Regions from separate parts of the Homo sapiens genome. Here region 1 is linked to region 2. Evidence: chromatin loops called from intact Hi-C (ENCODE). Cell type or tissue: Caco-2. All regions are shown on one strand. Each heading gives the region's core, and the rest is flanking DNA. Links, peaks and the distances in the headings are about the cores only. Region 1 overlaps SORBS1 (sorbin and SH3 domain containing 1). Region 2 overlaps SORBS1 (sorbin and SH3 domain containing 1).

Region 1 (16,025 bases), core at 5,724-9,723, 59 kb before region 2:
GGCGCGATCTCGGCTCACTGCAACCTCTGCTTCCCGGGTTCAACCTCAGCCTTTTGAGTAGTTGGGCTTATAGGTGCCCGCCACCACACCCGGCTAATTTTTTGTATTTTTAGTAGAGATGGGGTTTCACCATGTTGGCCATGCTGGTCTTGGTCTCCTGACCTCAGGTGATACACCCCCTCGGCCTCCCAAAGTGCTGGGATTATAGGTATGAGCCACTGTGCTCAGCCAAGAAGTAGTTTAACAGAGCAGTCTCATCAACACTGTAGACATGGGCCCCACCCTGCAGGTGTTTATTTCTTCATGAACACCCAGAGGGCAGGGCTCTTGTCTTCCACAACAGACATCAACAGTGCATTTCAGGCTATGAAATAGGAAGGTTCTAGTATGATACAGTGCGTGTGGAGGTGCAGGTAGTGAGGGTGCTCTAGAGGTACATAATGGATGTGGCACCTTGCCTCAGCCAGGGGAGGCACACAGGGAAAGTACTATAATAGGCCAGTGATGTATCTGAGGTCAGGTGTCTAGTAGTGGCAGACCCTGAGCTGACCTGTGAGGAGACTGTTCCTAGCAAGCCTGATTCTCAGCATGGCATAGAAATACAGGTTCTCCCTGAGTACCAGTGATCAGGAGTATTGAGTGCTTGGCCGGGTGCGGTGGCTTACGCCTATAATCCTGGCACTTTGGGAGGCTGAGGTGAATGGATCACCTGAACTCAGGAGTTTGAGACCAGCCTGGGCAATATGGTGAAACCCTTTCTCTAATAAAATTTAAAAAATTTGCAGGTGTGGTGGCACGCGCCTGTAGTCCCAGCTGTTCGGGAGGCTGAGGGATGAGAATCGCTTGAACCCAGGAGGCAGATGTTGCAGTGAGCAGAGATCATGCCACTGCACTCTAGCCTGGGCGACAGAGCAAGACTCTGTCTCAAAAACAAACAAAAAAAGAAGTATTGAGTGCTTGAGGCTTCACCTATGGTACAGTTTGGATGTGTGTCCCCACTCAAATCTCATATTGAAACATAATTCCTAATGTTGGAGGGGGGCCTGGTGGGAGGGGATTGGATTGTAGGGGCAGTTTCTCATGAGTGGTTTAGTATCATCCTGTTGGTACTGTCCTCATGATAGTGAGTGAGTTCTTGTGAGACCTGGTCATTTAACAGTGTGCAGCCCCTCCCTCTTTGCTCTTTTGCTCCTGCCCTGGCCATGTGACATGCCTGCTCCATGCCTGCTCCTCCTTCACCTTCTGCCTTGATTGTCAGTTTCCTGAGGCCTCCCTAGAAGCCGAGCAGATGCCAGCATCATGCTTCCTGTACAGCCTGCAGAACCATGAACCAATTAAACCTCTCTTGTTTATAAATTACCTAGTCTCAGGTATTTCTTTATAGCAATGCAAGAAAGGACTGATACAGCCTGTAACTGGCTTTGCCAATCCATTCTTGTTTGGGCCTTGATGTTCCATCATCTTGGGTGGTGGTCTAGCTTATAACAGTTATGATAGGAATGGGTGCTTAGTAGATCCCGGAATTGTTCTTCTGTTTGCATGTCAGTGTGAAAGCTCATTACACATTTATATAATAGCTTATGCATTGATCATTAACATCAACCTGTGGGCTGACCTCGGTTTCCTAGTATGAAAGGCCACTAGGACATACCTTGTGAAATTCAGTTTCTCTTATTGCCTGGAGTCTGTGTGGAACCTGGTGGCTGAGCATATGAGCAGTATGTCTGATGTGTAAAAAGATAATTCATTTGCATATTGCTTTTCTCCACTTAGAATTTATCTTCAGTTGGGGCAGATCCAGTGTTGGGTGACTGTTTCCTGTGAGCATGGAATTATGGCCAGGGGTTGTAATTGCTTATAACAAATTGACAGGGAGGAAAATGGGACTGTTTGCCTGGTACGTTGATGTAAGGGAGTCTTTCCAGTGCTGCTGTAAGATATACAGTGCTGAGTCTTCTGGGCTTGGGCCTTTGTTTCTCTCCCTTTTTTTTTTTTTTCAAGATGGAGTTTCACTCTGCCACCCAGGCTGGAGTACAGTGGCATGATCTTGGCTCACTGTAGCCTCCGCCTCCTGGGTTCAAGCGATTCTCCTGCCTCAGCCTCCTGAGTAGCTGGGACTACAGGCGCCTGCCAACACTCCCGGCTACTTTTTTTGTTTTTAATAGAGGCAGGGTTTCACCATGTTGACCAGGCTGGTCTCGAACTCCTGATCTGCCCACCTCGGCCTTCCGAAGTGCTGGGATTATAGGTGTGAGCGACCACAGGGCCTTTCTTTGTAGACAGTGCACACAGGAGGCTGGCGATAGGAGACTGGGCAGAGTCTAGAAGCCAGGGATGAGGTAAGAAAGGCTGGAACTGGAGCTGGGAGATCTGAGTTGCTGCCCCAGTGGCCTTGCCAGTGGGGAATCTGGGTGGAGAGGTGAGGCAGGAGTGGGAACTGCTTTTAAGCAGGACAAAGTGAATAGAGGCTCTGGAGAAGGAAAGCAAAATCCCAACAGGGACAGAAATGAGAGTAGCTGGAGAAAGCTGGAGCTTGGGAGAGCTGAGGGCCTAAGCAGGGTTTGGTGGTTGCTGAAAATCAAGTTGCCAGGCCCATGAACCGAGGCCAAGGCAATGTTAGGCCTTTTAGGACTATTTTGTGTTTGCTTTGCAGGGCCTCTATGTTGGACGTGGTACATTAGTGAGCCAGCAATGGCAGGTGTGAGGGGGCGAGGCCCCCTAGGAACTGGGAAATATTAGTCATGCCTGAGCACTGTTAGAAGATACGGCTTCTCATCAAGACAGCTGCTCCGGGAGGAGGGTCTGCAGCCGCCAGCCTGCATTACAGTTTATGTTCTTGGTTTTGTCTTTAATTATTAAAGGCACGGGCTATTTAAATACTCACCTGAAGCATCATTGTGAGTAATTTTCCCTTCCTGGGGTCAAAGGAGCTCCAGCAGGGAAGGGGTTTGGTGGCCTATGGTTCTGGGTTCTCCAGGTGCTTCCCTCAAGGAATGCAAGGATGTCATGAGGACGTTGTAAGATGCCCTTGACAGTAGGGTGCAGACCTCCCTGGGCTGTCTTGCAGATTGGCATTTATTTTGAGTGAGTCCTTAATTTGAGGAGTATAGGGTGTTCCCTTTTATCATAGGCAAGGAAGAAACAGTGCTGTTAGAAGATGTAAAATATTTAACACTCTCTTTAAAAAATTAACTGTCCAGGAACCTTTGATTGCTGGTGCCTATGGCAACATGCATGGTTTTCAGGAGTGTCTTCTCGGAGTCCCTGGGCTCCTCAGAAGGGGTGATATGGGGGTCCATGGGTTAGGGGTGATGTGAGGGTCCAGTCTTGGGAGGGCTGGCTGGGAGGCCAAGAGCCCACCTGTTCTGCTTGGCTTAGAGGCTGGGCAGTAGCAGGGCTGAGCCACTGCCTCAGAGGGTGGTAGTCGGGGGTGGTCTGTTTTGACAAGTGGAGAGGAGTGAAGGGGAGAAGGAGAGCTCGCCATCCTTCTTGGGCTTGCTGAGTTTATGCATTTGTTTTGTTTTACTGGCCTCTGTTAGTCCCTGGTGCCTACCGTTCTCCGTCCAGCCTCAGGACTTTTGCGCATGTGGTTTCCTTAGCCTGGAATGTAAAGGGAGCCTTCCTTCCTGACCTGGTTCGTGCCTCTTACCCCTCAGATCTCACCTGGAGCGTCATGTTCTGGGGAAATTATCTCTGGCCCTGCTTCCTAGGTGACACTCTCCTGTTTGAGGGCTCTTATGGTTCGGTGGTCTTTGTTACACTTTTTTGGAAAATCATTGTTTGCCCACCCTACCAGCCTGTAGGGTTATGACAACAGTGGCCAGGGCTCTTTCTTGTCACCAGTATGTCCCCAGTACCTAGCACGGGCCTGGCCTACAGAGGGGCCCCACTATCTGTTAAGTAAATTAATTCATTTTTTCATTTATTATGTTTTGGGTTCGGTAGAGATCCTGGGAATACAACGAGAATGAAACACCCCTGCTGTCCTCACCGAGCTCCTAAACTAGAGCAGTAGATAAGCAGTGCTCAAGATAGCCATTGAGGGCAGGAAGAAAGCTTTATCAGTTGGAGTTCTGTTTATGCTTTAACTAAAGGAAAGACTTAGCTTTCCTATTTATAGGAGTACAGATTTATAATTACTTTGTAAGTATCCTCAAAACTATTTCACAAATAGGAAGGTGTGATCAAAAAGTTTGGAGACTACTGGTCTGAAGGGAGAGGTAGGAAAATGAAAGGGTTTTTTTGTTTGTTTGTTTTTTGTTTTGTTTTGTTTTGTTTTTTGAGACAGAGTTTCTCTCTTGTTGCCCAGGCTGGAGTACAATGGTGCGATCTTAGCTCACTGCAACCTTCGCCTCCCAGGTTCAAGTGATTCTCCTGGCTCAGCCTCCTGAGTAGCTAGGATTATAGTCGAAAGGGTTTTTATGCCAAAGTGTGATGAACAATATGTTAGGGCAAGTACAGGGTGCCATGAGGGCATGTGGGTTGGGGGGTGAGCTGGAATCCAACCAGAGGACAGAGGGACCGGCACATGCAAGGGCAGGCTTAGTGGATTGGGAGAAGGGCACATACTTTAGTAAGGCAGGAGGAGGGCTTGCTACTGGGATTGGGAGGGGTTAAGAGTTAGGATTACTAAGAGAGATGAGACTGGGCCCCTGCCTGCAGCATGGGCATAGTCTAGCAGTGGTGCAAATGTGCCTTAGGAGAGACACAGCATGAGGAATACTTGGCATTCAGAAGAGGGTATATATTTTGCTTAGCAGGGATCGGGCCTGGTCATGCTTTAAAAATGGAACATGCTCAAGATCACAGAGGCCCCTCTCTTCATTGTAGAAGGGGAAGAGGAGGGTGCTGGAGGTTGACTTCAAGGCTCTTTAAAGCCCATCTCAGGAGAATGACATTCTCCTTGGTCTCCTGCTACCCAGTGGGATTTTTATCCTAATGTGATTTAGACCCCTCCTCAGGTTTTATTCTGCAGGTTACAACATTGTATAGGAACAAGAAAATGGCGTATGGTATATGTAAATAAGCATATTTGGTGTGTTTACTTACCTGTGTAATCACGCACACTCCCTTCTTTTCTTTGTTTGTTTTCAAGTCCCAGGGCTTGAAGTAATTACGTAATTAGAATCCACAAAGAGTATGGCGAGATAAGGTGTAATTAAAGAGGAAAGCCTAATTTTGGAAGAATGATAAGAGGTCATTTGACTCAGTCTGGGCCCAAATCCAATCTTGGAAGAACAGTGAGAGGTCATTTGGATGTAGGCAGCTTGAGGCCACCCAGGAGCCCAGACTGGCCTCAGAATTGGACAGATTCTGTTTCAGTTCACTGTGAAAGCCACTCATTGAGCATCCTCTTGGTATAGGGTATTGTGGGAGGCCCAGCTATGAGTAAGGAACAGAAGTCCTAGATCTCAGGGAGGACATGGGGAAATAGGGCCTGAGAGTAAAGTGGAGAGATGGCTCCTGGGGACAGGGTGGGGGGCGGTGTGGGGAAGGATTCACAGAACAGGTAGCATTTAACTTGTGCTTTGAAATGTAAGGAGGGTTTCAAGAACATGGACAAGAACTTTCTGGGTCTATTGGAGACACTCAGATAATATTTGTGGGATGAATGCCAGGCTGAGGTTGGAGGCAGAAGGAACATGGCCATATTGGTGGATGGTCATTTTGCAGTTTGGTGATGAGGTCAAGCTTGTACAGCTCAGACAGTGTAGTGACAACTCACAGCCAGGAGGCCAACAGGCTTAGGCCCTGAGTGTGTAGTGAGGATTGTGTGCAGAGGAGTCAGAGAGCACTGCGGGGGTCATGGGAGGCCTCCTTGTGGAGGGAAACTTGGACAGAGCCTTGAAGGACCAATAGGAGGGAGGAAAGGGGAGAAGGAAGGACCCTCCAAAGGAAGGGAATGACATGGGTACCTAGAGAGGGATTAGAGAGGAGATAATCCCCGCAAGAGGGGAGGGGTACATAGGGGAGCAGGGTGAAACCAGCTTGGCAGGGGTGGGTAAGACTGGTTTCTGGGGGTTGGGCATGTTGGGCAGGACAGGATTGATCCAGTGGGATAGAGGAGCCATGGCAGATTGTTGGACAGGTGAGTGGCATGAAAAAGGCATGTTAGGGCCAGAGGAATCTGGCCCTGGTGGGTGGGATGGGCTCTGGGGAGCTCAGCCTCAGCTCCTGGGCATGAGGTGGTAGGGACCAGGCAGTAGGCTTGGGAGGTTGGGGCCCTCTGCAGTTTCTTATCACGGAAGGGTTCTGGTCTTGGATGAGAGAAATAAGGCAAGGGAGGAGCTGGAGGTATTTGCAAGGTCCCAGCCTGGGAGAATGGAGATACTTGAGACAGGAGGGGTACCCGCTGTTGGGGAAAGAGGGCGTGAGTGGGGACTTGGTATGTTGAGGGCCCCAAGATCCCTCTTCTAACCCCCAGTTGTGATCTAGTGGAGAGACCTCAGGCCAGTCCCTTCATCTCCTGAGCTCCATTTCATTGTCAGCAGGAGTCACTGCCTTTACGGTTCCATCTCATCTCAGTGCAGTCATTGCAGCCCTGGGCTCAGGCAAGGGGAAGGGTCTAGGCTGAGGATTTGTGAGGCCATCCCTTAGAGGTGAGAGGAGAAACACATTGTCCTGTTCCTTGTTCTCCTGGAGTGAGCAGGAGCCTGGGGGAGGGCCTCTGGCTGACCAGCTTGGATGAGGAGTTGTGGGGAAGAAGGGGCTGTCCTGACTCAACCAGCCCATCTCAGGGTGGTTTTGAGACTCTTTGACGAAGGGGTGTATGAATTCTAAGTTTATGCAGATGTTGAGGTATGTGCACTATTCTGGGGCACAGCAGGGAAGGGGTTAATCTTCCTGAATTTGCAGAAAGGAAATTCTCAAGGTAGGGAACTGATGGCTAGTGACCTCCTACCTAACCTCCACAAAGCTAGTCTTTGGGAAACTTAAGGCCTTCGGTCTTTAGAGACAGAGTCTACAGGGAGGGCTTCCTGGCAGAGGAGGACTTGGACAGAGCCATGAAGGATGAATAGTATGTGAGAAAGGAGAGAAGAAAGAACTTTCCAGAATGACATGGAGTTATAGTACAAAATTCACAGAAGAGATTCCAGAAAGGAAGGCATATGTTTTTGAATACCTAGTATGCCTACCAGCTCTGTTTGTCAGGTGCTTTCATGATCTTTGTCTTGTTATCTTTACACCATTTCTGCCTCTCTTATTAGCCCATGTTACAGATAAGGCAGTAGGATTAGAGGGGTGAACCACTTTGCCCAAGGTCTCAGTGGTAGGGTGGGATTTCATTTTATTCAGATTTCTGACTCCAATGGCAACAAATAGCCATGCCACTATATTCTGCTGGCTCTCTGGGAATATAGGAACAACAGATAATGATTTGTCTACATGACTTTATTCCCAAGTTAAACACTTACCTAAAACGCGGCTGCGGCTGCCACCCCTGCTGCAGCTTTGCAGTACTGTGCAAGACCTTAGAGGCCAGTGATGGGAGGCCGTTAGAGCTCCTCTGAGTCTGAAACCCTCATTTATAGATGAGGAAACTGAGGCCCACAAAGGAGAAGAGAATGTGCCAAGGTTAGGGGCAGAATGGGAATGAGAACTAGAGGAGTCTGGAGACTTTGGCGCTTGTGGCTGTTTAAAGGCCCCCTAGGCTCCCTGTGTAAAAGTATGTTTTTAGACAACAATGGGAACCTTTGTCTGGAGGGTTGGTCTGACCAGGGTTGAATATGAAAGGGTCTGTGTGTATGTGTGTTTCTTTCCTTTGCTTTAACCTCAGATACCTTTGAACTAGCAGGAAGGATTCTTTCAGACCAAAGGTTAAGACTAAAGGCATTTAACAGGTGGAAAGAGCATAGGAAGGAGGGGGAAGATCAGAAGCCACAGAAATAGAAGACTAAACTCCAGGCTTGGATAAAAGGAATTTTCCAAGCCTGTAAATAATCACTAACGTTTATTGAACACCCACTGTGCCAGGCAGTCTTTACATGTCATTTTATGTAACTGCCATCGCTTCCCCATGAGGTAGGTGCTGTTTAATTGTTCCCATTTTGCAGATGAAGGAACTGAGGCTCCAAGAGTCTAAGTGACCTATTTAAAGTCATGGAATTAGTACAATGTAGAGCCAGGACTCCAACTCACCAGATCCTAAACTCTCCCTTTAACTCCCAAGGCATTTTATTGGACTAGGTGCTCCCAGGTGCCTGAGCATATGAGGATATATGAAATAGCAAACTTAGGGAGGTCATCCTTTGGCAATGGTTCTCATGGGGATGTGGATTTTACCCCTAGGAGACATTTGGCAGTGTCTAGAGTCATTTTTGGTTGTCACAAATCTTACTGGCATATAATAGGTAGAGGCCAAGCATGCTTCCGAACATCTTAGAGTGGACAAGATAGCTCCTCGTAACAGAGTTACCCCATGCAGAATGTCAGCAGTGCTGAGGTTGAGAAACTCTGGCCTTTGGGATCCTGGTTGTATCGTTACCACTCAGAGCACAGTGCTAGTGGAAGGTCCCATCTGAGGAACTTGAGTTGTTGCTTTAGCTCTAGAGACTTAAATTGTACCTTACTGAATATTTATAGTTTGGGTTTGTCACTGACTGAGACTTGATGGGCCAAGGTGGGGCTAGTGGTGGGTAGAGGCTGGAAAGAAAAATTCTAGCAAGGTGTGACCAGCCATGGTGGCCTAGGGCTGCATCTTAGTTGCAGCAGGTGAGAGGTGGTTGGGGTCCACTCCAGGCTGCTGAGAATTGATTTGCTCACTTCATATGTAACTGAAATAAGAATTCAGATGCAGCTAATTGTGCTTTTGTAAAATTTATTTTTATTTTTTTGTGAGACAGGGTCTTGCTTTGTCACCCAGGCTGGAGTTCAGTGGCACAATCACAGCTCATTGCAGCCTCAACCTCCTGGGCTCAAGTGATCCTCCTGGCTTGGCTTCCCAAAATGCTGTAATTGTGCTATTTTTTAAAAAAATTAAGTTATTGCTCTGACTACTCAGCATCAGAAACCTCCGAGGAAGGGTTACATGTTGCAGATACACTCAGATACAAGTATGCTGCTTGCCAAATTCCTCTGTTACCAGTTACTGTTTAATCTAACTCGAGTCAGCCCCTATCCACTTGGAGAATAGCGCACAAATGTGGGGAGCCCCAGGACCCTTGGCTTTTACTGGAGCCTCCCATGCTGAACTGGTCAGTCAGAGCAGCCCGTCTCCTGAGGGCAGTGCTGAGGAAAGGGGCCACTGCGTTACCCTGACTGCTGTTGCTTTCCGCTCCCTCTTCCAGGTCAGACATGGAAAGGTGGCTCTGTGGACATATCTCAGATGGTGACCTCCCCAGGCCTAATTTCTGCCCCAGCGCAGCCGCTCCCTCTGTAACACTGATTGAGTGCTAGCACTGCCTTGTCAAGCATCTGCTGTGGCCACAGACACATAATTATGGCCCTGCCTTCACCTTGCCGGCCACTTCCTTTCTATCACCTGGGACTCACCCCAAGGCCTCTTTCATGAAGCTCTCTGATCCCTCCAACTAACAGTGTCCCTTCACAAGCACCTTTTTTTTTTTTTGGAGACAAAGTCTCACTCTGTCCCCCAGGCTACAGTGTAGTGGTGCGATCATGGCTCACTGCAGCCTCAACCTCCTGGGCTCAAGTGATCCTCCTACTTCAGCCTCCCAAGTCACTGGACTGCAGGTGTGAGCCACCATGCTTGGCTAATTTTTTTTGGAGAGATGGGGTTTCGCCATGTTGCCAAGGCTGGTCTCGAACTCCTGAGTTCAAGTGATCCGTCCACCTTGGCCTTGCAGAATGCTGGGATTACAGGTGTGAGCCACCACACCGGCCTCTTTTGGCTTTTTATCCAGTCATTAAATTCTGAGTCTTTCCTGGATCACCTTCTGACCTCTCCAGTGGCCCAGCCACTCACTAGCTGTGTGACCGCAGGTGAAGCAGCACAGCACTGAATCACTTCCCTTCCAGCATCAGGGTGGAATGAGAGTCATAGTTGTGGGACCTGGGGTGTTGTTCCTCTCAGGTCAGTGGAAATTCAGGTTCTCCTTTGATCTCATACAGATTAATGGAGAATTGAGAACTAGTTGTTAGCAAACTCTCTTCAGATTAAGTAAGTAAGCTTCTTTAATATTAATTCTTCACCTAGCAAATGTTTGTTGAGTACCCGCTCTACCCAGGGGCGTGTGATAGGTTTAGCAGGGGTGGGAAATGGACCTCTTTGGCCTAGCCCTCAAGGAGCTTACTACAGCCTTGTGGGGTGGTGGTTGTGTCTGTTCAAAACCATAACAGGGTGGCTTCTCCAGCATGTCACTGTGTGTCTTCCTTAGGACCAATTATCACGGTTATGTGAGTGTGCATGCACCTCCCCCAACACTTGAATTAAAGTTTCAGGGAGATGGAATTTTTTCAGTCTTTTTCACCATGTGCCATAACAAGCAGGCAGTACATATTTGTTGGATGAATGCAGTAATGAATGATACTAGTTAAATTCTGTTTTGAATGCAGGGTGAGATTTAGACCTACCTAGATGGATAAGGGGGCGTTACAGACTGGTGGGGATGGGGATGGGTGGAGGCAGGAGGAGGGACTGCCGTGAGCAAATGGACAGAGACAGTGAAGCCCAAGGCATGCTGGGCACCTGCAGGCCCACTGTGATTAGACCATGTGGCACAGTCAGAACGCAAAAAGACTGTGAAGTAAGTCGGACCCAGATGGTGGAGAATCTTGAATTCAAGCCGTTAGAGGGATTGGATTTATTCTATATAGTAGGATGACCTTGTGGTCCAGTTTCCCAGGGTGCTTCGTCCCAATGTGACTATTACTAGTGCCCCCTTTTCCTCTTAAGTGTCCCTGCTTGGATGATAAATTACATGGTCTTGCAATCCTCAAGGCCATATGGCACCCCTGAAGGTTTCACAGTGGGCCATGGTCAAGCTGGTCTTAGGAAGGTCAGTGTCCACAGTGCCTGCTGGAGTCTAGGGGCAGGAGATGAGATGTCTCCTGGTCTAGGCACTTCAGGCCTTAGCTGGAGGAGCTGTAGTGACTTCTGAAAGGAGGAGATGGTTACAAAAGAGATTAAAAATCCAAGTGACACCCACACATGGTCTCTAAAAAGGCTCCAAAGTGGCTCTTCCAGCATAGACCCATTCTAAAGTTCAGGGATCCCGGACAGGCATTTTTCTAACTTGAGGTTATGACTGATTAAAAAAAACCCCCAAAAAACCAAAAAAAACATTGTGCCTACTTCCTGAGCAATTAGAAGTTAAGAGAAGCTTCTGCCCAGCCTCTAAAATGGCCTGGTGGAACTCACTGGTATTCACTTTCCTAAACCCCGGCATTGTTCCTTGGAATTCAAAATAGGTTATGAATGTGCTTGATGTCAGGAAAGATAAATCTGTGAGGAGGACTGTAGTCAATACATTTCCTTTTTAAGTAGAAACAATATAAAGAGCTTAATTCAGCCCTGAATCAATCTCACTTTGTTGCCATGATTGTGTAAAACCTGAACTGCTTTACGTCTGTCTTACAATGTTTATATTCCCCTGATGTTCCCCGTCTCAGCCGGCCGTGCAGAGTCCCAGCCTTTTTAGGCCATGCACGGCTCTCTCTTCTTGAGGCTGTTTTCTTGTGTGCTGCCAAAGGGCTGTGCGACGAGCAGTGATTTTATTTCATATCTAGGGGTTCTCTTCAGGGTGGCTATTCAGTGGTGCCCGCAAATGAGCTTCCTTGTCTAAGCAAGTTGGAAGGCTAAATTCTTTTGCCTTTTCCTTTCCATTAAAAGATTATTAAATGTAAAAATAGTTTGATACATACACATGGTTTGGAAATTAAGGCACTATAAAAATGTATACATTGAAAAATTTCATTCTTACCCCTGCTGGGTCCCCTATACTCCCTCCCTCACCCCACCTCCATTAGCTGGAATGAACTAGTTTGTCCAGAGCAGTTCCGGTTTACCTTCTTTGTTCCAGTGAATGATCAATCACACCCTCTTTCATTTTCAAAAGTGTCCCAGTTTAGGTGATGAATTATATATTATCCAACAGATAGGTAGTTACTTTTATCAGTTTCTTGCGTATCCTTCCAAGATTTCTATATGCAGATACATACATGGGGAATGTGTATAATATATATATATTGCTTTTGCCTCTTAACAATGGATCCTAGAAAACTCTTATCAGTACAAATGGAGTGTCTTCATTCTGCTAAACTGTCTTTGGAGAGTAATGTTTGTAGAGACTGATAGTTAGTTGCCTTTCCCTTGGTTTATCAGTTTAATTGCTGTTTAGGGCCTGCTTCTCTTTATCTAGAGAGAGATGGTAGGCTATAGGAAGTGAAGGCAGATTCCTTCACTTAGGAAAACCCAGTTCAGTAGTAAACCCATCCAGGATGCATTTGTGAAGCACCAACTTTATGCCTCCCTAACATGGTACTAGGCACTTTGGATGAAGTGGTCTCTTCTTCATCTCCACTTGTTCACATCCTTCAAGTTCTAGCTCAGATGCCTTAGCCCTCATGAAGCTTTCCCTGATTTGCTGGCCAGAATTCCTGGGCATCTGTATCCATCTACTCATCCATCCATCTCTCCACCCATCATCCATCCATTCATTTATCCATTTCATCAACTAGTGCTTATTGAGTCCCTCCTTGTACCAGGACTTGTGCTAGATATGTGAGGATGAACGAGATGTTGAGTCTCTTGCTACGGGAGACAGACAGATATGGTGCAGTGTGGTAGCTGCAATGATAGTTATATGCCGAGGGTGTTGGGGAAGCACAGAGTGGAGGGTGCCTGATCACTGAACTTGGGAGTGTAGGGAGGTCTTCTGAAGAGGACACTTCCCCTAATGGTACTTGCTTTTCACTTTCTCCTCTGTGTTTGCCTTATCCTCACTGTTAGACTGAGATGCTTCGTGCTTTCTTCAGCTCTGGCCCCCTCCCTTGTCACTGCAACCCCTAGTGTAGCCTTCTTCATTTAATAGTCACTCAAATACTTATTGAATGGGGAAAAAAAGCCAAAATGAATTAAATAGGCCTACCCGAAGGATCTTAACATCAAAAAGAGCAGGTGAGATGTTCTTTGCTGCCCTTGGCCTTCACGGTTTATTCACACAACTCATGTCCTGAAAGGGCTTCTCTAAATTGGTGCTGATGCCTCCTTCCAGTCTCCTTTTATCCACACCACACAGTCTCTGCCCCCTGATCATCCCTTAGCATTGCCATGGTAGGAAACCCCTATGACTCTGACTAGTGTTGAAGGAGCTGCATGGGCCGGGCGCGGTGGCTCGTGCTTGTAATCCCAGGACTTTGGGAGGCCGAGGAGGGCGGATCATGAGGTCAGGCATTTGAGACCGGCTTGGCCAGCACAGTGAAACCCTGTCTCTGCTAAAAACACAAAAATTAGCTGGGCATGGTGGCAGGCACCGGTAATCCCAGCGACTCGGGAGGCTGAGGCAGGAGAGTCGATTGAACCCGGGAGGTGGAGGTTGCGGTGAGCCGAGATCACGCCACTGCACTCCAGCCTGGGTGACAGAGCTAGACTCCATGTCAAAAAAAAAAAAAAAAAAAGGAAAAAGCTGCATGATTGGGGGCCCCAAGTCCCACCCCCTCTCTGGTCTTGGTTTACTCTTGGAATTAGGGGCATAGCTGTGACCCCTTAGGATTTCTGGATATTTGACATTTCAAAAACAATGATTTCTAGACAGCCTGGTGGCTCAGCCAGCTCCTTCTTTTATCTTCTTCTAATAAATCCAGCTTCCTTTGCCATTTCCTGGTGCCACAGGGGGTGATCTGTCCAGGATAAGAGATAGCCAGGCCAGGAAAATGACCTTTTAATAAAGTTAAAATGGCCACCGGGAGAGCGGGACGGCCAGTCATGTGGCCGTGAGCCTGTTTGCTGTGCTGTGTGCTGAGGTCCACAAGAACAGAGGTCCAGGTAGACTCCAGCTGTGCAGCTGTGGAGGCAACCAGCAGCAGTGGGTTGTCCTGGGAGAGAATTTTGGCTGAATGTTAGCAGACGGTTTCCTAAAACCACGCAGAAGCAGCCTTTTAGGGGAAGAGGTGCTATTTGTTTGACAGCTCATCACTCCCCTTTTGGTTGTCCTCATCTGTTCTTTCTGCAGTTTTTCACAAGTGAAAAAGTGGGATGGTGTTTCTCTGGTAAGTCCATTTTGGACTGTGGCATAGTGTTGTCTGTGTGCCTGGCATTGCACTGGACATCTCTACATTCCATTAAATCACTGGTTCTTAAACTTGGGGAGCGTAAGAATCCCCTGGGGTGCTTGTTAAAAATGCATATTACTCTCTGGTGGACCCAAAACTCGTGATTTTTAATATATTCCCTAGGTTATGCAGGTCATACCCAGATTTTTTCAGCTGCAAGTCAGAAACCCTAAGTCAGATTGGCTATGTTTTGCAGTGGGCAGGCCTATGCGAACCTACCCCCAAAGTTCAAGGATGCTGACAGGCTGAAGAAAGAGGCTGATTTATCTAGTTTCTCAGAAAGAAACATTCAATAGGGACTTATGAACAGAAACCATGTCTGTGTCTCGGATGGTGGTGAGACAAGATGGTGGATCCCTGCGCTATTACCCCCAAGACCCAGGGTTTATATACGGTACCATAGGGAGGGAGTGACTTACGAAGGGATGTGTAGGACATTTGAAGCATGATAATATCAAGGTTGTTTTCACCTAAGGGCAGGATTTATGTACAGTCTCTTAGACAAAGAAGAACCGATACACTGGAAATCTTAGAGGCCTTCCATGAACAGTGGTTAATCAGAAGTCAATGTGATGGATTAACATTCAAGATGGAGTTGTCTAGCCTGCACAGGATGACAATAGGGAAATTCATTGTCTTTCAAACAGGAGTGGTTTCATGTGGACTGCAATGTGAATCATGCCCCCTGGAGTTGTGCAATGGGGCCATTCTTAATCCAGACACTGGGCGGGTTTGGGATTGATTGTTTCAGTGGCTTGGTGATGTCAACAAGACCCCAGCTTCTTCTCATCTCTGTCATCCTTGGCATTATCTTCATTTGCAAGCTGGGAATGAGACAGCCACAGCATTTCCAAGCATCTCAGACACAACATTCTTGGAAAGAAGGGTATAAATGGATTCTGGTGCTTCTTCTCAGGAGTCAGGAAGCTTTTGGAGGCACCACCAGCTCTCTTCTCATCATGCCCTCTTGGCTGGAGTTGGGTTACATGTCTTCCCTGAGTCAATCACTGTTGACTGAAAGGGGATCCCATTTCCTGAGCCATCTGGAGGTGGGGTGGGTACCTGAACAGAGTGGAGGCTCTGTCAGGAAGGAAGGAGCAGGAACCAGAGGCCGGGAAGGTTCCCAGCAGGGCCTGAGGTGCAGGGGGTGTGCAGGCCACCCTTGGAGAAACCCTTCCTTCCACCATCCTGGACAGCTGGGGGTTGTTGGTGAGGTTATCTGTGTCGTGCAGATGAGGAAGTGAGGCTCAGTGAGGGTTAGTGGCTTGTCTTAGATAACAGGCCTTGTAGGTTGTGGGGGTTGGGACTGAGGGAACCTGGGGCATTTGAGAGGCCTTTTTAGCCCCAAGAGAGTAACCATCCCCTTTTGCCTTCCTAAGGTGTCCAAGCTGCCCCCTTCATTTCTGATTTCTCCTCCATGACTGCATTTATTTGTGGCAGGAGGCTTTCCTGAGTATTTCTTATGGGACGAAATCTCAGGGCATGAGAAAAATACATATACTGTGTTTTCCCCTCCAAGTTGACTTTGCCTGAAAGTAATTGAAATAATATCAGTTCCTATTCGGGGAGAGAGTTAAAATAATAAAACGTAACTTAAGAGGTCGTTGTTAGGATTTAAGGTCACACAATGCACATGTTGGCCCCTGTGCATGTTATCTTAAATCCTAACAACAATCCCTTAAGTTAGGTTTTATTATTTATATTGTGTGGTGGGGAAACTGAGACCTGGGAAGGTGAAGTTGACTGTGGTGGATTGCACAGCTCGTCTTCGGGGGTGGACCCGGGACGGGGGC
Region 2 (16,025 bases), core at 6,182-10,181:
AAACAAATAACTAAATAGACAATATAATTTCAGGTGGTAATGAGTGGTATGAAAACAGTAAAACAAGGTGAAGGGCTGGCGGGGCTCTTTTTGAAAGAATGGTCTAAAAAGGCTTCTATGTATGTGAGAGAGAAAAAGAAGGAGATTGGTTTTGTGCAGAGACCTGAGTGGAGTAAAGGAACCAGGGGAGGAGAAGTGTTCAGGCAGAGGGAATAGCAAGTGAAAAGAAAGGCCTTTGACGTAGGATAAGCTTGGCTTAGTAGAGGAGCAGTTTGGCTGGACTTGGGCTGGGGGGTGTTCATAGGGAGGGAGAGTGATGTGAAATAAGAGCAGTAGGTGAGAGCCAGACCCTGTAGGCCATGGTAAGGAGTTTGATTTTTACTCTGAGAGTGATTGGATTCCATAGTCCATGTGATCTTCTTTGTGCTTTAACATTTTTCCTCTGGATCCTGAGTGCAGAATAGATGCTAGGGGCAAGAGTAGAATCTGTATAACCTATCGGAGGTCCTTCCAGTGGTCCAGGCAGGAGATTAGGGTGTGGCTTGGATTAGAGTAGTGATGATTGAATGATACGAAGAAGCGGTCAGGCTCAGGATACATTTTGAAGGTAGAGCCTTCTAGGTTGCATGTGGCATGTGAGTAAAAACAAGAGTCAGGATTAGTCCAATGTTTTTGGCTAGGTGAATGACGTTGCCGTTCACTGAGATAAGGAGCAAAGAGGGACCCTAAGGGTTCTGTTGGGCCGTCTTAGGTTTGAGATGCTCATTCAATATTCTCATAAAGATGTAGAGTTGGCTGGGGCTGGAAATGGTATCTCTCATAGTCATTGGCATGTAGATGATATTTAAAGCCATGAGACTGAATGAGATCATCTAGGGAGAGAAAGGAAGAGATGCGTAGGATTTTTGACAGAGGAAAGAGGGAAGACGAAGGCAAAGGGTATATTTTCCATATAAAGTCCCCACTAAGAAGTAAATAAAGACATGCTAATGAATATGGTTTCCATTTTATGCAAATATGAATTATACAAATGAGATAATATGATATAAAAGTAGTCATAAAGTCTCACCTTATGTAAAAAGTTTGAAGTGCTGTGACTTCCCCAAATCAAGAAAATTAGTTTCAAGATTGCATAATTATAAATCTGGTCAGCTGAGTGAATTATTAGCAAGCAGGAACATCCAGCAGCCTTTGCCAATAGCCTGTAAGCTACATTGCTCTTAGGCACTGGAACTTCTACAAGCCATTTCAATGACTAAATTTAATTTACTGTTATTACATTTCAGGTATTTTTCTCATTCAATAGTTATATCATCCAAAAGTTCATTGAGGGTTCACTAAGTGAAAACATACCTGAAAATCAGTAATTTTGCAATGAAAAGTTAGACATCATAAAATTTTCTGAAGAAGGCCAAACAGGCACCATGATTTACAGGGCTAGAAGTTAGAAGATATTTATGATTATCTTCAAAATATCAAGGATAAATGCTACAAGATAACAAATATACTGTGATGGTTGTGGTAGATAGTTGCATTCCACCTGTACCCCTCAACTGCCATTGACTGATACGAGAAAATCAGTTCTGACTCATGCACATCTTCATCTATTTGTGGGCTTCTGGCATAAAATGCAGCTGTCCCATATTTGCTTTGTCTGTTTCCCAGACAAATCGTCTCATTGAGCTTCTTCCATCTCCTCGTTGGGCGCCTTAGTTTTCCCATTTTGAGGCTCCTAGTGAGTTCCTTTAGTCTTGCAGTCTCCAGCTGCCATAGACATTTTTGCCTCTTCCCACCATCACTGGCTCCAAAGCCTATTTGCCTCCTCCTCCGACTGCCTATGTGAGCCTTCCTCCGTCTGACTGCCTTTGTGAGCCTTTCAGTTTAGGAACCCCCCAATCCCCCTGCCCTCAAAGCTTTTGAATATCCTCACAATTTCCTTCTTTGAAAACATTTTCACTCCTTCCCTCAACCCCAACCCCATGTGGTCTTCTCAGGCCTTTTGTGGAAATGATGATGAGAGAGGGCAGGGTGATCAGCAGCATTCTAGAATGGGGTCTGGCCCTCCCGTGGGCATGGGCAGTGCTGACTTGCTTCTACATGTATTTCAAGACTCCCCAGCTTGAGTGAAAACACTCTGAGTGGTACTTCTGGAACATGTAATCTCTAGAAAATGAACATTAATTGTGTAGTGTTCTGTCTATGACCAACGGTTTATGGCAAATGAGGGTTTCAGTGGAATGGTATTTATAATGAATGGCATCAACCCTGGTTTTCATTTGTTGTCTTTTCTCACAGAGTGGAACTTAAATAAAATTAAAAAGAATGAAACTTACTGGCAATCATAGGGGGAGGATTTTTCCTTCTGATTCCTCCTTCAGTAAGTGATTTCAGGAATAAAAAAGGTATGGGATCTTCCTATGCCCCTGGAGACTTAGAGTGGTGGGACATTAAAAAACTGGTGGTATCCTTCGTAAGTTAAACACACACACAGACACACACACAAACAAAAAAACCGCTGAGGCTGTAGAATAGTCTTCAGTGCTTGTATATTTGTAGACCATCTCAGGAGGAGAGGCCTGAGATGGGTAGCTACTTAAAATTTTTTTGTGTGTTATGTTTATATATTATATTTAAAAAGGATAATAATAGTATCCCTTTTATTCTTTATAAATGATCTAGAAACATTGAAAGTTTCCTCACCAGTTGGTTTATAACTCCTCTTGCTCAATATGTCTTTTGATTGAGGGCATTGCCTGTTCACAGTGCCTTTAATTGGTCTGAGGCTTCACATTCATTAACGGCTTGGGACTAGAGTACTTTGACTTGAGTTTCAAATTTTGCATGTATGGGGATATGTCAGGCCAATTTCTTTCTTCCATCCTTTCCCTTATTTCTAAAAAGGATTTAAAGCTGTTTGTGCTCAATATTTTCTTTTTTCAGCAGCTTTAGACAAATATGGATTTGAAATGAGGTGGTCGCCATGAGTTGAGCCACAGATTATGGCCATTTCAACTGAACATCTCACTGCTGCCCTTTAGAACAAGGTCTTCTTGCATTGTGGAACAGAACAGGATTTGGAATCCTTTGTGATTGATAGTTTCTAACCGCGGAGTTCAGACAAATTAAAAAGCAATCCAAACCCATTTTCTTTATCTTAAGAATTCCAGCTACCCTAGGAAAATGCTCAAAATAGAATTTGTATAAGTTGCCACCTCTCTGAAAGAGTAGGGTGGCAACTGAATTCTAATTCGGTGTCCAGAACCAATGATGCCAGTCACCACACTGCTGTTTGGAGTGTGTGCTATTGGGGGCAGCTTCTCAGGGGTCATTGTCTAGAAGTATCTCCCTGGGCTGCCATATTGCTTTATATCACCAGAGGTTCATAAGGCCACTTTCTGGCCAAAGTTATTGTGACCTACAATGACATGATATCCATTTCACACAACAGCGACATCTCTTAGGTGTTGGTGTTTCTCCAAGAGATTTACACATTTGCATTTGTACTTTTTAAACAAACAGGAAGTTGTAGCACATTTGCCAGCCACATGTAAAAACAAGATACTTTCTCTTTTTCCATCTAGTGACTACAAATAGAGAGTGGAATACATTTTTTGTCTTTCCTTTTTTTTTCTTTTTTTTTGCCCTGGTTTGGAGAAGTAAACATTAAATTGTGTTGGGGTCGTCACTAAAACAAGGAGATCAGCATCATCTCCGGTGATTACTGCTCGTCATGGGAAGAAATCATTCTGATTGTTCCACTGACTAATTTAGACAAGGCACCATTTGATGCCTACTTCACAGCAGTGCCCTCATCCTGCTGTCTCCTTATCAACATAGAGATGACTCACTCCATGTTTTTCTCACTCAGAGAGAATTTCTCTAGTCTACTGATTATGGCAGTGATTAAATAAAAAATGATTCCTGCAGAGGTGTGCTTGAAAAAAATGATTGTATTATTTGTGCTTGTTGAACTTTGGATAATTCAGCATTCACTATTATAATCAGTAAGATATTGGTTTTTAGGCTTTTTGGGTAAAGGGTCAGGAACCCCTTTAAGGTACATATGCACGTACACAATTTCCATGTATAACACTTCTACATTTTTAGGAGATGACATTCCCCTGCCCAGTTACCATGCTTAGTCACACATCCCATGCTAAATGTGCTTCTGGATAGCTCTGTGTGGCAGGTAGGTGCCTGCTGTAAAAGATGGCTTTTCTGATTAGATCTAGGTGAAAGACTGGGGAAGATAGCTATGTTCAAGGCAGCCTAACTTCAATAAAATTTACAACTTCCAGAATTGTCCCAACATGGACTCAAAAGTTGGAAATAGTCTCTTATATGAGTTGCTAATCCTTTTAATTTAAAAAGGAAGCAGAAGCACCTTTACACTTTTTGTTTCCTTTCTATTTGAGACAGGGTCTCGCACTGTTGTCCCGGCTGGAGTGCAGTGGTGCGATTATGGCTCATTGCAGCCTCGACCTCCCAGGCTCAAACAGTCTTCCCAATCAGCCCCGTTAGTAACTGGGACTGCAGGTGTGCGCCACCATGCCCAGCTAATTTTTGTATTTTTTTGTACAGACAGGATTTCACCATGTTGGCTAGGCTGGTCTTGAACTCCTAGGCTCAAGCTGTGCACCCACCTCTGCCTCCCAAAGTGCTGGGATTACAGGTGTGAGCCACCACGCCCAGCCCCTTTTTGTTTTCTAACAGCTAATTTCATTTTCCAGCAGATTTCATGTTTCTGGACATTGTATTTATTTGTTCCCTGAATTTATCATATTTATAGCATTTTGTCTTCTGTGGCCAGATTGCAAGCTAGCTGGCCACAAAACACCAGTGTTTTAAAAGTTTTTAAAGTAGTGGCCAGAGTTTTAAAAATCAGAAAATCTTACATAATTTGATTTCTAACTACTCATGAAAAACTAGAATATCTAGCAGTACTGGGCTCTATTCTTGCATGGGACAGTGGGCTGGAATGGAACAGAGGTTGCCCCCTCAGGAGGGAGTCCAATTTGCTGTGGTCCCCACATCACCTGTTTGCTACCTGTTTGATCCTCTCAGGCTTTTGGTTTTGTCACCCCTGACTTACTGTTCGTTTAAAATCTTATCCTAAAAAATCAAGAGATCTTTAGGTTCAACAAAACAACCTTTTTTTTTGTTGAAATGGAGTCTCACTCTGTTGCCCAGGCTGGAGTGCAGTGGTGTGATCTCGGCTCACTGCAACCTCCGCCTCCCAGGTTCAAGCGATTCTTATGCTTCAGCCTCCCCAGTAGCTGGGACCACAGGTTGCACCACCATGCCCAGCTAATTTTTGTATTTTTAGTAGAGATGGGGTTTCGTCATGTTGGCCAGGCTGGTCTCGAACTGGTCTCAACCTCAAGCTATCCGCCCACCTCAGCTTCCCAAGGTGCTGGGATTACAGGTGTGAGCCACCACGCCCAGCCTGATACCTCTCTTTTTAAATAAGGAAACTAAAATTTAAATGATAGGGAAAAAAATGTTGGGACAGTAGGGTGAAACAAATATTTTTTTCTTTAAATAAATTTGTGTGTTTTATGGCTGGGCCTGGTGGCTGATGCCTGTAATCCCAGCACTTTGGGAGGCCGAGGTGGGCGGATCACCTGAGATGAGGAGTTCAAGACCAGCCTGGCCAACATAGTGAAATCCCGTCTCTACTAAAAATACAAAAAAATTAGCCAGGCATGGTGGCGGGCACCCATAATCCCAGCTATTCAGGAGGCTGAGGCAGGAGAATTGCTTGAACCTGGGAGGCAAAGTTTGCAGTGAGCCGAGATGGCGCCATTGCATTGCACTCCAGCCTGGGCAGCAAGAGCAAAACTACATCTAAAAAAAAAAAAGAAAGAATGGAATTTGTGTGTTTTTAACTAAGAGGAAGGAAAGAAAGCAACAATGTAATTTTTAAAAAGTATTCTTTACAAATATCAAGTCATTATATTAGTTTTGAAACATATAATGTCCTTTGTATAATGTGATTTACTCACAAAAATACCATGTTGGGAACATTTATACAAATTTACTAATTACATTTGCTCTTAAATATTTTCATTTTATTTTTCAAATAGAAGTGAACTACTGAACTCAAAGGAGTTGAATGTTTCTTAGGTTTTTTTCCTTTTAATAGACAAAAATATAAAACTGGACAACAGAAGTCACCAGTGTTTTAATGAAACAAAGAATTAGTTTTTGGGTCTGGTACCTTCTAAAGCATCTGTAGATTTTAGAAAAGGAATTTCACACCACCACCACCACCAAGAAAGCCCAACCAACCTAAAACTTGAATAACTGAACTTAATCCGAGTCATTCCTATTTTATGAGCCATCATGATCCACAGTTTCTGTTTCTTCTCATGTCGTCGTTTCCTTTCTGAAATCATTCTTGTAGACTGCTGAAGACTAAATGCTAGCCCAGATGGAGACTGAATTTCAACCTTTTTCATTTTTGGCTTCTTGGTTTTGGGGTGAGAGTTCATCAGACTGTTGGTATACGTGACTTGCCACCAACTCTACAGCAACCTGCTGTCTCTGAGCTTTAGTTGTTTCTGAGATAAATGAGATCATGTCTGGGCCTTCCTCAAGCTCTGACATTCTAGAATTCCACTATTCTGTCACATACTGCACATACTCAGTGCTGGGTAAACCTGGAGTACTGGCCATGTAACAACTTCTGTGGGGTTCAAAGGGCAGAGTCTCAGTAGAGATGGGTTCCTAATGTCATCGTTTATTTCTCATGGCTGCCAGTAATAAACACGAAAGAAGAACTAAATATAGTGAGTTATGTACTCACCAGCTCATGGTATTATCCTGAACTTGCCGCACTGAGAGGAAATTCTGTAGCTCTGTTTAGTAGATGGTACAGAGTAAACCCCAGGCAGAGAGTTTTCATCTTCTTGTCATCCCGCAGAATATTTCTGATGACTAGAGCTCTCAGGTCTGTAAGCCTACCCGTCTTCACCGGTGCTCATGAGACTTGGACTACCCTAATACTTGGATTTTACAATCCTGGGTTATATTGTTTCTTAATTTTTTTTTGTGGTGGGTCCAAAGCCAGTTGAACACCATCTCTTGGCTCTGATGAGTCAAAATTGTGACCAGGACAAAAATTAAATGGCACAGAGGCTTTAGCAGAGAAAACAAAACATTTTGTAGAACATGCTCAGCACAGGATGGTGTAATGGAGGCTGCAGGGGGTGTTTTGCTGTGGGCCTGTGTTAGCAGTCATTGGCTAAGAGCTTATAATGGCACTTAGAGCATGGTACAAATGTATATACACACCCACAAAGTATAGTGTACTATATGTGCAATATACTAAACCTGTTGTGCTTGTATTTTATACTAAATATATTGTTTTAGGAAGTTATTTCCAAAATAGCCAAAATACATCATTAGAATGATTCAGCACTGCTCAGGTTGGCATTAAGTGGGCTGTGTGTGTAGGAGCAAAGGAGGGACCAGAGTTTTGAAAACTCTGGTTTTAGAAAGGATCTTCTTGGCTGAATTCTAGACTGTGTTCCTGGTTCCTAAGCCTGATAATACTGTGTATTTTGCAGCTCTTTAGATTGCCTCAAATTCATTGATTTGTTTATTCATTTATTCAACCAACACATATGGAGTAGCTCTAATATTTACACAGGGCCTTTTGGCATGCGGAGTACATTCATATACCTTATCCCACCTAAGTGTGCTTGTTTCAGAGCCCAGTCACATGCATGGGCAACAGCCTGCATTGATGCATTGATTGATGAATGCAATCTCTATTTCTTCATAGAGTGTTTCTCTTTGCTTTCTGTTGTGCTTGTAAGCAGAGATATACGTGGTTTTGTCTGCACCATGTAGAAAGGAACTTAGGACAGGTGGGCAGGAGGGTTGCTATGGGAGTTGTGCTGGACAGTCATTCCCAGGAACAGAGGAGGTAGGAATCATCGACTAAGCATGAGATTGGGGTGGGTGGGAGGGATGTGATTGTGGCTTTGAGGAAGATGGAAACTATTTGGAACAGCTGACATGGGTTGGGCATTGGGGGCTGAGCAAGAGCTGAAAGCAAGGCCTGCTGGGTGACTGAGTGGAAGCTTCTGTGTCAGCAGGTGTGGCCTGGATGTGTAGGGCGGCAGGTGGAGCTAGATGAGACTCAGGGACAAAAGGAGAGGGCTGGGGGCAGGGGTGGGATGGTTGCTTGGCTGTTGACATAAGGGGACTTGGAGGAGCTGTTTCTGACCCTGATGTGGCCATATAGGGAGTTGTTGAGGTGAACAGCAGGGGAGGTACAGGGGCCCCGGGGGTGCTTGGCAGTAGCTTTTCTTAGTTTGGCTTATAAGGCCTTTGATCTCTTAGCACTCCTCCCACCCCACATGCCCTACTGGGCCATTCCTGAGTGCATACTATCATGTGTACATACTATTCCTTTTTTTCTTTCCTTTGGCCTAATTACCTCCTACCTCAAGTGTTAGCCCAGGAATCACTCCCGGGCAACTGTTTCTGATTGCTGTCTGCCCTCTCCTCTGCTGGAACCCTTCACCCTGTGCATGCATCTCTCCCTTTGTACTGTACAGACTCATTTGTAAGTCTCTCGCATATGTGGATTGGAAGGTTCCTTGGGTGCAAGATTGTGCCTCGTACCCAGCGGAGGACCTGGCATGCAGAATGTGTTCATGAAATGCTTGCTGAGTGGATGCATAACTCTTTTGTTGCATCATTAGTAGCATAACAGAATGATAGAGCTGAAAGACACCTACAAGATCAGCTAGTCTAAGTCATTTGTTTCATAGTTCACAGAGAATTGAAACTCAGAGGGGTTGAATGCCTGGCCTGAAGTCACACAGCTTGTCCTAGGCTGAGCCAGGACTCAAGTTCACCTCCTCTGACTCCAAATGCCATGCTCTTTCCACCACACCACAGTGTTCTCCAAATGTCTTTTATGTGTGTGAAGACAGCAGCCCTCTGCGTCTGCTTAGTGCCTGGATACAGCCTAATATCACTATTCGTACTGTTATCTAACTTTTCTCATCGGGAGGAAAACTATGTTCTGACCACGCGGGGAGCTTTTCCTCTGCGTGCATGGAGCCAGGTTTACAACAGGCCTTACCTCACTGCTTCCCCTTCCCTTTCCGGTTTGTCCTAGTTTATCTTTGGGCAGGGTAAGCATCAGCAACTGTTTCTAAGTAAATAGAGGAATTGCAGATTCAGGATTTGTGGTTTCAAGTATTCAGTGTCTTTTGCTTCAGCCCGTCCCCTCCTGGCTGCCATCACTGCCTCCCCTGTCTCCACATTGCCCCGATTTAGCATGTGTTGAAGACTGGTAGTGCACGATGGAGGTTTCTTTCTTGGGGCAAGCAGAAGAACCAACAGAGCATTGAAAAGGGAATCTTTGAGAGAGAGAGAGAGAGAGAGAGAGAGAGAGAGAGAGAGAGTGGGCATGTCTCCGAACCATTTTGTGTCAGTTAAAAAAAACAAACCAAAGTATATCTGCTGGTTTCTGGACCCATCCCTGGAAGATGGCATACAAGACGGCCATCTAGAAATGCTTGTTTGTACACCTCCCTTCTCCAAAGTGCGTCTCCGAGCTTTTGAGCAACACTGATGTTTAGTATGTTCTGTTTAGGGTTAAATTTGCAGCGTGACTGAGGCTGGGGTGTGGCTAGTTCCCTTACAGCCTGTCCATGGATGACGCAGTTTTGTGAGGTTGGTTCCAGATCGCCACGGATCATCTGACCTCTCTCCCCATCACCCTGGTCTGAAGTACCTCAGGGTCAGTTCCAGGACTGAATGCTGGGAGTGGGGCTGATTGGTTTGAACCTTTGGTCTCCTCTGTTAATTAACTAAACAGTGCATGGCTAAAAATGTCGCTTTGGGGAAAAGGGCTCTGAAGAACAGTCTTTAAATCCTTCACCACTTTAAGGAGCTCTGCAATATTGTTTCCCTTAGCGCTTGTATATTCCCCTCACCTTTTTTTTTTTTTTTTTTTTTAAAGTAAGAAGATGATGTACGATCTTCCCTTTAGCTTGGAAATCCTATGGCTTGGAACAAGCCCGGTGTCTTCAGTCTTAGAGATTTCTGAAGCCACTTTGGACCTTCTTCGCTTCTAGCCACATGGGAGCCTGTGTCTGATCCTCCCTGGGCTGGTCTTGAGTTCCAGGCATTGAGCTGGAAGTACATCAGCCAAGGATTTGGCTGTGTCAGGAAGTATTTTGATTTGCTATATTCTCTGCTTGGCATCTACTCATTTCCTTCAGGGACGTCCCCTTCCTTGGAAAAAATAGCTCCAAAGATGCTTGTCTCACTGATGAGCTAAGAAGGAGTTCCAACCAGGCGTTTCCATTCAGGGATCTTGGCTTGGCAGTCACAGGTCACTGAGTGAGAAGGGTGTCACCACACTTAAAATATTCTTAACATCCCCCTTCCCCTCCTGCCAGCAGTGGTCTTTATGCTGGCTAGTTTTGAGAATGACAGTCTGGAGACTGATCCAGCTTGGACTAGCAGGCCTTAACAAGCATGTATTTCTAAGGTGTCAGCCATCACACTGCTTGGCTGTGACCTTTAGGGGATATCCTAAGTGGCAGCCTTCCTTGCACCCTAACCTCAAGCTCTCCTCTCCTCCAGATGTGCATAATTTTCCTGTGTGGTGCCAGGGAACTGTGGTTATAAATGAGAGAGAAGGGGCTCTGTGGGGGTCCCAGAACTGTGTTGGGATCCTGTCTGTGAAGTTACGCTCATCTGAGCTACTGGTCTAATTCTATTTTTAAAAAGGGAAATTAATTGATACCTTTTGACAGTGAGCCTGTGTCAGTTTTTGGAGTGACACCAAAATAGAGTCATCACTTTCTTTTCATAGGTATTCATCTATTTAATATTCCAGGCTAGAATTCTTCAGGATGTTGATCCCAAGCTTCTTAGTGTATACTTCTAGACCCTTCTTAGTGTTAATTATTTAGTTCCTCAATTTCATCACCTTTCCTTTTCTCAGAGGTTTCTGAAGGATTACTGATAGTGATTCATCAGTGACAGTTCAGATTCTTTTAGCTGTCTATGGATGTGGTTCACCTGAGCCTGAAAACCCAAAAAGGAGTAGCTCTCACTTAAAGGGGCTGCGACTCTCCTAGCTCCACACCTGTCTTCTGCCTCAGTCACCTCTTACCAGAGTCTCCCTTTCCAGTAAGATCATTCTCATAGTTGGTGGAGGTGGAAACAACACGAGGAAGAGTGGCTTCTCTTATAATATGACGAGGGCTTCTTCAAGCAGGTCTGTTATCATACGCTTTGTTTTCTTCTTGGTCTGATCATAGATTTTTAAAAAAGAACCTCCAAAACAAAAAACCTAATGGTTATTTCAATTTCTTATGTTTTAACTCTTCCCAGACCTTAGAACAAGCTTGTCCAACCCAAGGCCTGCAGGCTGTATGTGGCCCAGGACAGCTTTGAATGTGGCCCAGCACAAATCTGTAAACTTTCTTAAAACAATATGGGATGTGTGTGTGTGTGTGTGTGTGTGTGTGTGTGTGTTGTTTTGTTTTAGCTCATCAGCTATCACTAGCATTAGTGTATTTTATGTGTGGCCCAAAACAATTCTTCTTCTTCCAATATGGCCCAGGGAAGCCAAAAGATTGGACACCCCTGCCTTAGCCTTTTGGACTTTCCTCTGACCATAAATGCTGCTGTCCTTTGTTCAGCTTTGACTCCATTCCTTCTTCCTGTGGCCTAGACATGCAAATAGGGCATTCCAATGTTAGGAGTGCTTTGCAGCCCCTTAAAAGATTTTCTAGTGCTTTCCTGGCTCCCAAATTTCCCCACCCTCTTTGGACCACAGAGTTTTTCTCCAAGCTCAGATAACCTCTGACTCCTCATTTGCCCTTCCAAAAACTTTGCTTCTCCCCATGGTGTTCTCTCTAATTTTAAGCTGTGACTGGCTTTCTGGGCTCCCAGGCATAACCATACAGGGCTGTGTTAGTGACTCAGATCAGGATTCAGCTGTGCTGACCACCCAGAACTTATTCCCACTCCTACTCCCCAAGAGACCAGCTCTTCAGGACTCCCACCCAGGGCAGGGCTGGGTGGGTCCACCAATGCCTCTGCCAGGGTTGAGTTCTCCAGGACCATCTGGGCCTCTCCCTGAGCTGAGGTACAAGACCGAGGCTGCCCAGCCCCTAGGTCAGAGACGAAAGGAAGGAACAGGCTAGGGGTGGGCTGGCAGAGAGTTCAGGCTCCCTGAGCTGGGAGTATTTGGGGAAGGGAAAAGAGGAGGAGGTCGGAAAGTTTGTGATGACTCTGAAGACTCTCAGGTTTGTCCCGGGGGGACTCAGGCCGCCAAACTGTTCACTTTTCTGCAGCTCGGTGTTGGGAGTGTGCTCTCTTTTGGAGTCACCCATCCTATTTTGGGATGACTGAGTCAAAGGAGTAGCTCTATCTTGGTGCCTGGAAGTGCCTCACATTTCCTCATTTTAGACTTGCCATTCTTTTCTTAAGGTGCTTTTCTTAAGGTGCTTAAGAAAAGCACCTTAATTCCATTATTAAAGATTCAGGATCATTAAGACTCAGGCTGGATTGAAATTTATCTCTTTACTGTCTATGGAAAAAGATTTAAGGAGAAAAATCACTGTGAGGGATGTCGATTTAGGAAAGCTTTCTAAAGAACCCACTTTAGGAATGTGCATTTGCATACAAACAATGAAAGTGCTAATTAAAATGATTCTCACATCATCATTTTAGCAGTGCAGGGACTGCTGCTTGGCAACACTTATGAAGTGGAAATGAGTGTACTTTGAAAATAATAAAATATTGTTCCATCCATTGAATCCACTAAGACATTAGGTCCTTTTATTTGCAAGGCACTGTGCTAGAACCACTGTGTGTGTTTGTATTGGTCAAGAGTATAAAACCTAGTCCTTGCTCTCTAGGGTGACCAACTGAGGGGTTTCCCTGGGATAAAAGACTATCAGGAAAGCCCGGGAAGAACCAGGTTGAATTGGGCCAAACCTACCTCGGGAGTTGAAAGGCTGGTAGGACTGAACAATGTTCCTCAAATATTTCACCTGTTGAGATAGGCCACACCTGTTCACATTGTTTTAGAAACAGCATTTTGCCCTGTAGGACGTTTTTGCCCTGGAAATTGAGTAGTCTAATTCCCTTTTAAAGCAAGAGCCCAACATTTAAAATATTTCTGTCATCATTGTCGTTATTGGCATCAGCTATCACTGGGCACCTGCTGTTTGAGGCTGGGACTTTGCCCTGGAGAGTGGGGGTGGGGCTGATCTGGCCTGGAGATGATGTGAAAACCTTTTAGCTCCTGGGCGAATAACTGCCACCTTATCTTTTTTTAAAAAAAGAATAGTGTTTTAGAACACGGAGCCTGGAGCGCAGTAGATGCAGAGTCAATATTTGTGGATTGAAGTTTATTAACTTTGTGGTTGAGAGTTCAGGGTCTGCAGTCACATAGACTTAAGTTTCAAATCCTGGCTCTGCCATTTGCCTGCTCGATGATCTTGGCTTGTGACTTACCTCTCTGAGCCTCATTTTCTTCATTTGTGAAATTGAGATAAACATAAATTTAGTTATTATATAATATTAATGTTCATATGATAATTATGACAGGCTGCATATTGTGGTATATAGTACCACAAACTCGAGTCAGGCTGCTAAAGTTCAAATCCCCCTTCCTAGTATCATAACTTCCAGCAAGTTATTGAACCTCTCTGGGCCTTAATTTTCTTATCTACAAAACAAGGATAATAATAGTACCTTTACAGAGGGTTGTTAGATGTGAGAATTGTCAAGCACCTCATCCCAGCCATAAGAAAACATTATATACATGTTTGCTAAACCTTAAAGACTGTGAAACTATTATTAATTATTTCATTTTGGTTCTTATAGAAATCCTGTGAGGTTAGATACAGGGCAAGTATTACTCCCCACTGCCTCATTCCCTATTTGTTGTTATTGCTTGTTTCGTATTTGAGGGGGAAAAATGGAGTTCTGAAAGGTTAAAGTGGTTGGCTGAAGGGAACCTGGCTAGTAAATGTTATAACTGAAACTAGAACCCATGGTACTTGCTATAAAAGATACAGGTGTGCCTATACACATTTATCGAGGGCATGAAGATATTAAGGCTTTACTGTAATAAATCTGAAGACAAGTGACTAGGGTATCTCCCTCTTCTGCACCACCACCCCCACCACCATGTGCCAGATCTGCTGGCATACTGCTAACTGATGTTCTTTGTGAATGATGGCATTGAGCTTGTGCCCTCTCATTGGGTCTCTGGGGCTTACTGAGGCAGCCAGTTTAAACCTCTTACAGATTCTAACTGCATTAAAGTTAGTGTTACCTGCTCTCTGGCTGGACTTCCTTTGGAGACCAGAAGATTCTACTATATTCCAATACCTGATTTCAGAACCCCTTAGGGGAGCCATGTCATTTGCGGGAAGCTCAGGCTTAAATAGGAATGCTCCCCTCCCCCTACCTTTCTGTTTGCAATAGAAACTCTTTATTGCTCTTGAGAAACTTAATTAGGAGAACCATATATCAGGGAGTGTAAACATAGCTTTAAAACACTTGCCAATCTCTTGTCACCTAGGCAGTTATCTTTAGATTAAAACGTTCTCATGTTTGTTCACAAACATGGGCACTTTAAAACATGCTGCCACATGAGGGGTTAAAACATAAATATTATCCTATATGAGCAAAGAAAGGTGCTTTAGTACTTAAGTCCTATTTTTGAGCTGTGGAATTCAATTCCTTCCTGTTGCCAGCTGAACCTGGGGCTCTGATGTATTAGATGAAAATATATTCCTATCTTCAAACGTGGACAACAGGACATTCTGTCCTCCAAATTTCAGTGTTTGAATTGGGTGTTACAGGAAACTTGGCACCCTCTCTTTTCAAAATAATAAACAGACATGATGTGGCTTCATGTTTCATCTGATGGGGCTTAGATGCTATTGCCTCATAAAGGCTGATTCACAGACAAATGGAGACTAATTATAGTAGCTTAAAAATAATATCGCTGTTTAAATTTGGCAAGGCAAGATGCCTCGCATGCTTTGTAGGACACGAGAGACTCCGTTTCTTTGGTGGCATGGAGGTGACATACCCATTTCTATTTCAGCCACACAGTGGTGGTGCTGGTTCATTACCTGCCATGTTTATTTTTTTTAAGGATTTCTTATGATCTCTCACATATACCCATGCACAAACATTGAACTCTCTCTTCCTATAATCTTTACAGGGAGTTCTTTCCTGCTATCTGTCCACTGCATTTTTAAGAAACAAATGTCTGGGCTGAGGAAAGTGAATGGCTTTTTGTTTTTTTTTCTAAGCATTTCAGAATCTCTACTGTGAAAAATTGCAGGAAGTTATTCACTTCTCTCTAAGGAATGGATAGAGGATGTCTGTCATAAGAGACCATTCTGATTACTTTTATTCTATCCATCTTCCCCAAAACTGTGCATTAGGTTGGAAAACAGTTTTAATTTGTTTTTGAATTTGCTTTAAATAAGTAGGTGATATACAAAATTGACCATGTGCAAAATTTAAAAATTAGTAAAAATGTTTTCAGTGAAAAGTAAATCTTCTACCTCTCTCATATCTAGGATCTAGGTACCTCTCTTTGGAAGAAATCCTGAGCACCATTTTATTCTATACTATTCTGGAGATTTTCTAGATATTTATAAATATGTATGTGTGTGTGTATATATATATTATATGTAGTTCATACAAATGGCACATATTATCTACAATTTTTTTTTTTTGAGACAGAGTCTCACTCTGTCGCCCAAGGTGGAATACAATGGTGTGATTTTGGCTCACTGCGACCTCCACCTCCCAGGTTCAAGCGATTCTCCTGCCTCAGCCTCCCGAGTAGCTGGGATTACAGGTGCCTGCCACCACGCCCAGCTAATTTTTGTATTTAATAGAAACAGGGTTTCACCATATTGGTCAGGCTGGTCTTGAACTCCTGACCTCAGGTGATCCACCCACCTTGGCCTCCCAAAGTGCTGGGATTACAGGCGTGAGCC

Evidence for each region. Peaks named below come from ENCODE experiments on the same cell type or tissue, not always from the same donor. Only the 100,000 strongest peaks of a DNase experiment are listed, where the experiment ranks them.
Region 1: it touches region 2 in a loop (2.5-fold over the local background); 5 of 110 quality-filtered maps call a loop at or near these places.

Annotation. Positions count from the first base shown.
Region 1 is chr10:95,531,656-95,547,680 of GRCh38, reverse strand. All of the region lies in intron 1 of SORBS1 (sorbin and SH3 domain containing 1), which reads left to right. Among named protein-coding and RNA genes, the nearest start is that of SORBS1, 22 kb to the left of the region's middle. RefSeq lists enhancers at 7,452-7,953, 15,560-16,025. In Caco-2, for the core only: no CTCF peak of the experiment used is centred there; a DNase peak (open chromatin) is centred at 7,702.
Region 2 is chr10:95,473,361-95,489,385 of GRCh38, reverse strand. The region is part of intron 2 of SORBS1 (sorbin and SH3 domain containing 1); the gene reads left to right. Among named protein-coding and RNA genes, the nearest start is that of SORBS1, 80 kb to the left of the region's middle. In Caco-2, for the core only: no CTCF peak of the experiment used is centred there; DNase peaks (open chromatin) are centred at 8,225 and 9,237.